Regions from separate parts of the Mus musculus genome. Here region 2 is linked to region 1. The links are chromatin loops, found by intact Hi-C in ENCODE. Cell type or tissue: left cerebral cortex. All regions are shown on one strand.

Region 1 (4,000 bases):
TGATCTACCATTTCTCTAGGCTTGTCTGAAGTGGCCCTCTGAAGGCTGTGAGAAGAAGCCCTGGTCCTCTCTGTACTTTACCTTCTCTATTGGTCAGCACAGGTCCGAAAACCTCTTTCTAGTTTTCCTCTCCCTGTGTAGTCTTGGGTACATAACATATGCCCTGTAACTCTATTCTCTTTTTCAAAAAGATTAGCAGTAGCAACAGGATTTTATTTAATGTATTTTTTCCAGGCATTTCTTTAAACACTTATAGCTGATGCTCTCATTTCAATATTCTTAATAATTTTGTGAAAGAAACACTATTATTCCCTTTCTTTTATAAATAAATGAATATGCACAGAGAGACTGACTTACCTATCTATGATAATACAACTGTATGTTGTAGTTGAAATCCAAAGTCACATGGACTGCCTCTAAATATCAAACCTCACCCCCCTAAGAAAACAATCACTTATATTATTTCTATCACACTAACAACAATGGCAATATTATGGTTAGTGTACTATTTGAAGGCATGCACAGTATGGTTGAGCCTAAACACCAAGTAAATCATTTAACTGATGGGACCTTGTGATTCCTCACTTTACCAACAGAGGGCAGTAATGGTGTCCATGTCAAGGGGTTAAAAGATTTAAATGGAGGTCAGGAGAGGTGGCCCAGAGTACTTAACCAAGAGTACTGACTGCTCTTCCAGAGGTCTTGGGTTCAATTCCCAGCAACCACACGGTGGCTCACAACTATCTATAATGGGATCTGTTGCCCTCTTGTGGTGTCTCTGAAGAAAGCCACAGTGTACTCACATACATAAATAAATCTTTAAAAAAAAAAAAAAAAAAAAAACAACTTTTGCCGGGTGTGGTGGAGCACGCCTTTAATCCCAGCACTCGGGAGGCAGAGGCAGGCGGATTTCTGAGTTCGAGGCCAGCCTGGTCTACAAAGTGAGACCAGGACAGCCAGAGCTATAAAGAGAAACCCTGTCTCGAAAAACAAAAAAAAAAAAAAAAAAAAAAAAAAAAAAAAAAAAAAGAAAAAAAAGAAAAAAAAGATTTAAATGAACTGGGCTTGTGCTACAGGGTGGATTTATTTTTCTTTGATAAGACAAATATCGCTGATTATATTAATAATTTTTAAACTGTATATAGCTCCTATGATTAAGCACACTCTTGTGTTTACATAAATTTGGACTGTTTTGATTTTCTGTAGCTTGCTTAGTCCAGAATTTGGCTTAGTATAACTATTCATTCCTTACCTTCGTCCATTCCTACTCCTCCCCGACCAGCCTCCACAAGCTAAGAGAACACAGAGATTTCAGTCACTTATTTTGTATAGCTGGAGAGAAAGAGCATGAACATTCTGCCACAGTTTCTTCACCTAGGAAGGCAGAACGAGCAGATTACCCACCTAGTAGGTGTTTGTAAAGGATTTGACCTTCAAGAAGCTGCAGACTACCTCTCACCGTGTCAATTGCTCAGCACACAGTAGTGAGAGTTTTTATTTTATTGCCACTGTCCCTGGAAAGAACCTGCTTGCCTGGGTGCAGAGGAACAGGAGGCTGGCTCCAGCTCCAGATGGCTGCTCTCCTCTGTTCCCTGCTGCCAGCTCAGCAGTGTGTGCTTGGGAGAGACGGGACAATAGTCAGGGAGAGGAGGAGGGAGGTCTTCGAGAGCCCAAATGGCTTTTTGTTCCATAAAAAGCCTGGAATCAGGCTGCCATAGCGGCCTGGGTATTTTTGTGTCTTTGTAGCTTCTATTTCGAGTGTAAAGTTGGCGTGGGAGTGTTTTCCTTTATTTCAGGCCATAAGTAGTTGTTGAGCAACAGCTGTTTTAAAAGATAATCTTTGAGGTACTGAGATGTGGCTTGAAGAAACATTTTTTTAAAAAAATATATCTTATTTATTGCCTGCCTTTATTTTACTATTATTATTTTTGCATGCACTCAGGATGTCATTTCCCTGAAGTCTCTTCAGACCTTAATTCTTGGCTTTCAGCACCAGTTGAAACGACATTACTCCCTTCCTGACACCTCTCACTCACAGAGGAGCTTGCCTTGCTTCCCTCTGACAATGTGAATGGCATGTTGATAGGCTTGATTTCATTACTCTGACTTGACTGATGGTTGTTTCTAAAGAAGCCATGCCTCACTCACCTTGACCTTGGGTTCCTGAATGATTCAGGCTTTTCTCATTATCCTTAAGTAGAAAGAATGATCATGAAATTTTCTCTTTGCTAACATTAGGCACCCTATTTCTTTGGGAACGATTCTAAGTTGGGGTGAGGGTAGGGGGATGAGGGAGTGAGAGGGTGGGAGTTGGAAGGCACAGCCTCATCTCCTGTCCATATGCAGAGGCCATGAAGATATCTCTGTTGTCTGTTCTTTGGCTGGTAGAACACAGACAGAATCTTGGCTGGATTTCTCTGCCTCATGCCTCCTACATCTTATTCCTAGCCTCTATTTTATTTTTAAATTTTTTTTTTTTTTTTTTTTTTTTTTTACCAAATTGGAATACAGTAGAAAATTTACTTTCTGTTTGAGTAAACCAATCCTGTTTAATTGAATCTGTTGTTTGTCATTACAACCCATAATTCTTCCTAGGAGAATTTCATATTCTTCTGAGAATTTCATAGATGTTTATAAACTTCAGTTTGCTGAAATTTCATGATTTATGCCTTTGCAGCTCTTTGGAGTTTGTTTTGGTACCAAAGTCAGATTCCCACCCATTTCCACTTTCTGTTTATATAAATATTGCTTCTTTCCAGCTACAGTGATTGGTTTAGGGATGGACATATAACTGGGCCAATGAAATTCAGACTAGGTAGTTTTGGACTTTTGAGGAAGGAGATGATCTCATGGTACCAAAGTTTGTTATTTTTGCTGGGACTGTTAAGACAATACAATATAAAGAAGAATTTCCCAGGGATCACCAGGAAGGAGAGTTGATCTGAGAATTCCATCATATAGAGGAAAGTGAAGCTGAGAGTTGAAGAAAAGAAATCCTTGATGATTTTGCTTGGGATGTGGGTTGAATTGTGCCCAGTGGTAAATTTAACTCCTGACACGTACAAAACAGATACCTCACACCAAAGCAGCTATGAGCATGCCTCATGTATTAGTTTTTTGGGGGTTGTCAGCAAAAGTACTATTAATACAACCTGGGAGGCTTAAAATAACAGAAACAATTGTTTCATAACCCAGAGGTTAGATGTCCCAATTCAGAGACAGACTCATGGATAGGAACTGAGTTGTGCTTCCATCAATGTATTGAAGCTATAACTTTTTTTTGCAAAGGAGTTTCATTTTTGAAAATATCATATGTGCATTCAATGAAGTATGATCTCATTTACCCCAAATTACTTTTCTAAACATGCTCCTCCCAACTTTGTTTCTCCCCCTCCCTCTGATAGTCTAAGTCTAGTTAGTGCTGCCAATATATTCATAGGTGCAACCACCCTCTGCAGCATAAACAATACCTTAGAAAAGAATGAGCCACACCTTAGAAAAGAATGAGTCTCCCTTCCCCAGCAACTCTCCACTGTCTGGAGGTCAGCTATTTCATCTATGACGGGATTTTGGGTGGCTTGATTTGGTTCAGGTCTTACATCCAGTAAACAGCATTTCATGGCATCCAAACCTCATCCTCTATCTCTTACATTCTACTCATATTATCTTCTGTGATGACCCTTGGGCTTTGGTGAGGGTGGTTTGATATAGGTGCCCTGTTTAGAGCTGAATACTCAGTGTCTTAGTCTCAGTATTTTAAGCAGTTATATCTCTCTTTTGACTGGTACCCACTACATAAAGAAACTTCTCTGACAATGCTTGAGAGCAACCAGGTCTCTGGATATACACATAAATATATAGAAGGCATTTGACAGTGACCATTTATTAAAATAATAAAATAGTAGGTTATACCTGAGGGAACCTACAATGCCCTCCTATCCAAGGACTATTGATAGTAATTACTATGTCAGGTATGAAAATTTCCCTCTTGTAGATCAGA
Region 2 (4,000 bases), 72 kb before region 1:
TTTTCCTAATAGGAACTCAAATTGGGATATTTAAGACAACCCAACCTAGCTGCTAAAACCATTTCTGTACCAAACCTCATAGGCTCTGGCATAGCATAGCTCCTTTCCATATGTAAACACACAGCCTCTCTCCACATCTTTGGAGTCTAGGCCTCTGTTCTTTGCTCTTGAGGACATTAAGGTACAGATAACATTTTTCAACACTTTTCATGCCAAGCATGAGATTAAGTGCCATGCAGAGACTATGGACTATTTTATTTAATTCTTAGAGCACTCCTATAAAGAAGAGTGTTTCTATTTCATCTTTTCAGATCATAAGGTGAAATGTTAATTTATTTTAAAATGATTTTTAAGCATGTGGATATGTGTGTGTATGTGTGGGGGTTTGTGGACAGGGTATGTTACCTGATATGGGTGCTAGGAATAGAGTTTCCACCTTCCATAAGAGCAGTTCCAGCCCGTAAACCTTTCTCTCTCCTCTTGGCTAAGGGAAAGGATTGCTGAGACTACTGTGGCTGAGGACAGAGATACTAACATGATCTCTTTGCAGCAGCTTGTACAGAGGAGATGTTAAGAGTACTATAGCAAGCCCTTGCTCTTTTTCTTTTTGGCGGGAGCATGGGTCAATCTTTGAACCTCTCTGAGCCTTGGTATCTTCCTGTGGAAATGGAAAAAAGCATTTTCTTCCTCTGAGAATTTCTAAGAACATCTTGTTGTTGAGCACATATCTTGTTAAATTTCTCTTTTGGATCACAAGCAAAAACATGCTGACCTCCCTCTTTGAAGACTTCTAGGTCTGGTCACTATACCAGAGGTTCCAAGGATTGAAAGAGCAAGCGAAGGTGAAAGTAGAAGGTTCTGAGATGGCTTTGCTCTGACTGTTCACTCAGTAGCTTTTTTTTTTTTTTTTAAAACCCAAGAACCTTCTTTGTACCTGACCCTGGAATCTGCATTGTTGGGAGGACAAAGGCCTTTGGTTTTCCCTGATGGGAGTTTGTGGTTTTAGGTGAGGAGGCGTGACTAATGCCAACTCCGAGTGATCAGACATGCATTTCAACTTAGCACTATCTGAATGAGAGTGGAGTTTGGCGAAACAAAAGTATTGAAGAGATGAATGTGATCAGGAAAGGTCTCCTGGCAGAAGTAGGCTAAAGGGGCTGAGAGCAGCAGGAGGTGTGAGGAGGCAGTGATGACACTTCCCATCAGTATGTGCTGTGCAGACATTATCATCATCACGTTACTCAAAGACACTGAGAGCTTACTGTATCTTAGACATGGAACCGAATTCACCATCACTCCCAACCCTAGGAGGATCATATCATCATACCTCATTTCTCGAGATGGAAAACGGGCAAATGGAAAGTGTCTAGGCTATAATCAGTTGCAGAGAGAGCTTCGAACTCTGGTCTATTTGCTACATGTAGAGCCTATGCCTTAATTACAAATTCAGTAAGTGAACGTCTGTTGTCCACCCGGGCAGAGAAGGTACGGACAGTAGGAAGAAGGCTGAGACTGGTTAAGAACAAAGGAGGAGGGAATTTTTTTCTTAAGTACTCTTTTGTTTTGATGTCTCTTTGGAAAGTATTTTAGGGCAAAGATATTTTTGCCTAAGTAAGAGATAACTGCCCTGGAGGAAGGACCAAGACATGGGACCAGGAAGAGTGGATTCTCTGGGTTAACTCAAGTTCTGTCCAGAAAGCAAGTGGGGGTCTTAAGACTATACTGTACACTTCTCAGTATATGAGGGTAGGAAAGGGGAGCTAAAATGGGAAATCATGCCTGAGGTTCTAGTATGGCCTTTATTGGGAAATGTGAGCATAAAGATCCTGACTTGATCCATCCAGGGAAGCATGCTTCAAAAGGTGGACAACAATGAGACCGAGAATGAGAATCAGACCACATCCTAGGACTCAACAGCTCGGGTTGAAAGAGTTCCGAACTCAGATATCAGGTGACACAGAGCTCTCCTTCAAGTTTTCTGCGGAACACTGGGGGCAAACTATATCTTCTTTCTGCCTTCAGTTTCTCTATCTAATAACATGGGCGTTTGGACCAGATGAGTGCTAAGTAGGTGTCAAGTTCCAGTAAGGATGATGACTAAGCATTTGCCAAGATTGGAGATGCTATTTAGAAATTTTCGTTTCTGTAATGGGATAGTTATCTTTGGCCTGATTGCTTAGCTTAAAGTCTTCAGCAGCAGACTCAACATTAATTAGTGAGGACCTAGAAGGAGGTTGGAGACATTCTTCCTGCCCTAGAGAAGAAGGGACTGTCAGGGCTGGTGTGATGGAGCAGTCGCTGCCTGCATCCCAGAATAGCTGCAGCCTCCTGGCATCTGCCATGCTGGCTGCAAACTCCCATCCCATTGGCTGCTGCCTCTCTCTGCCATCTGCCAGGTGATGCTTTCCAGGTTTTTGTGGCACCGGCTAAGCAGTCCTGTGTGTGCTATAGCATGCTTTCTGTTTTTTTTTTTTTTTTTTTCCTCCAAGTGGCTAGGACCATAATAGCAGCTCCTGCCTGCTTCCCTCACTTCACCTCATGGTGGTTGAGGACAAAATAGCTGCATGACACAGTAACAAGGAGCTCAAAGTTGGTGTCAAGGGTTACAAATTCTTTGTATGGGATAGGCACAAGTCTGTACATCTCTCTTGACTTGGATATTATCTACCGAAAAAATAATTTGCAATTGAACTATTGTTCTGCAGTCTTTTCTGTGTGGAGACAAATTAGGTCTTAAAGTTTTACTCATTTCCAGTTTATATAGCTGAGGTCCAGCTGGGCATGATAAAGTGCATGAGTCTTTACTTTGGTTGTAGTGACAAGCTGGAGGCTGAATGAGATCCTAAAGAATTTATAGGCAACCCTGAGGCAGAACCACTAAAAATGCACTTCCTCTCATGTGGTGGTGATTTAGATGGGCCAACTGGATTATTTCTCTGAGCATATTCTCATGGGGGAGACTGGGAAATGTCCTTCACTGAGTCATGAAAATGACAAATGCATAATCTGTTTTGTTAAGTTGGAATTGAACGGAGCAGAGACAAAGACCAGAGAGAACAGAGCCTTGATGATATTGAGCACCATCTCTCACGTTGTTCCCCAATCCTCTTCTTTCTACAGCTCCATCTTCAAGCAGAATGGAGAGTAAAGGGTTGCAAGAGGTGAGATACATAGTTTTGCTTTGGTGATCAGGGAAAGATTTTAGTTAATGTGATCTTAGGCTTGGATAAAGCAAGAAAGTGATGTGGGCAAATATGCAGTCAGGAGAGGGAGTAGAAAGTTCAACATCCTTCAGGTAAGAGGTATCTGATATCTTTAAGAAATAGTAAATATATCTAGTATGGATGGGAAGTCAGATAGTAACTTAGAACTCCTCTTTTGTGTGTTCAAACAGTGATTACTTTTTTCCTGCCTGCACCAGAGTAGAGATGGTATGTAAGCTACAGGTTCATAGTGTTTCATAGTGTTGTAACTTGAGGAGCCAGAAATGTCAGAGACCATCATTGAGGCTTCTTCTGTTGCTGACTCTTTCTGCCTATTCCCAAGAGATATGACTTTTTCTTTAGTATGTTTCCTCTGACAACTCTGTAGAATCTGTCAAAACTACTTCTAAAGGGCTCCAGAGGATAAGACAATTCTTTGTAGACAGAAAAGCTTCAATGGAATGGATTTCTTTCATTACAATTGCTGAGGTGTGACATTCCATGAACACATGCCAATTTGTTCTCTGTGTGTTTGTTCCTTTCTTCATTCATTTAACAAGAATTTATTGAGTGTCTGATATCTGCCAAGGTATACAGAAAGGCACTGTATCTACAAAGATGAGTCAGCTGCAGTTTCTGTTGTCAAGGCTCTCAGCCTGGGATGGGTATGGAGGAGGCAGCAGTGTAAATAGACAATTAGAGAAAAACATGGCAGGTACTGAACTGAACAAAGTAGGAACTTAGTGCTATTGCAGGAGCCCCCTGGAGGGCTGGTTTTATGAAGAACCAGGGTGGTC

Evidence for each region. Hi-C counts contacts between places; a loop is a spot of excess contacts. Peaks named below come from ENCODE experiments on the same cell type or tissue, not always from the same donor. Only the 100,000 strongest peaks of a DNase experiment are listed, where the experiment ranks them.
Region 2: a loop joins it to region 1, with 8 times the contacts of the local background. A loop is called at or near these places in 2 of 42 quality-filtered maps.

What each region holds. Positions count from the first base shown.
Region 1 is chr2:85,283,213-85,287,212 of GRCm38, forward strand. No RefSeq gene overlaps it. Among named protein-coding and RNA genes, the nearest start is that of Olfr987, 47 kb to the right of the region's middle. In left cerebral cortex, a CTCF peak has its summit at 644 (motif pointing right); DNase peaks (open chromatin) are centred at 1,653, 2,041 and 2,333; H3K27ac peaks cover 1,227 bases.
Region 2 is chr2:85,211,584-85,215,583 of GRCm38, forward strand. It overlaps Gm13715 (a long non-coding RNA gene), which reads left to right. Exons shown (of 5, transcript XR_374759.2): 2 at 3,121-3,161. Among named protein-coding and RNA genes, the nearest start is that of Gm13715, 5.1 kb to the left of the region's middle. In left cerebral cortex, a CTCF peak has its summit at 2,480; DNase peaks (open chromatin) are centred at 2,357 and 2,893; H3K27ac peaks cover 1,193 bases.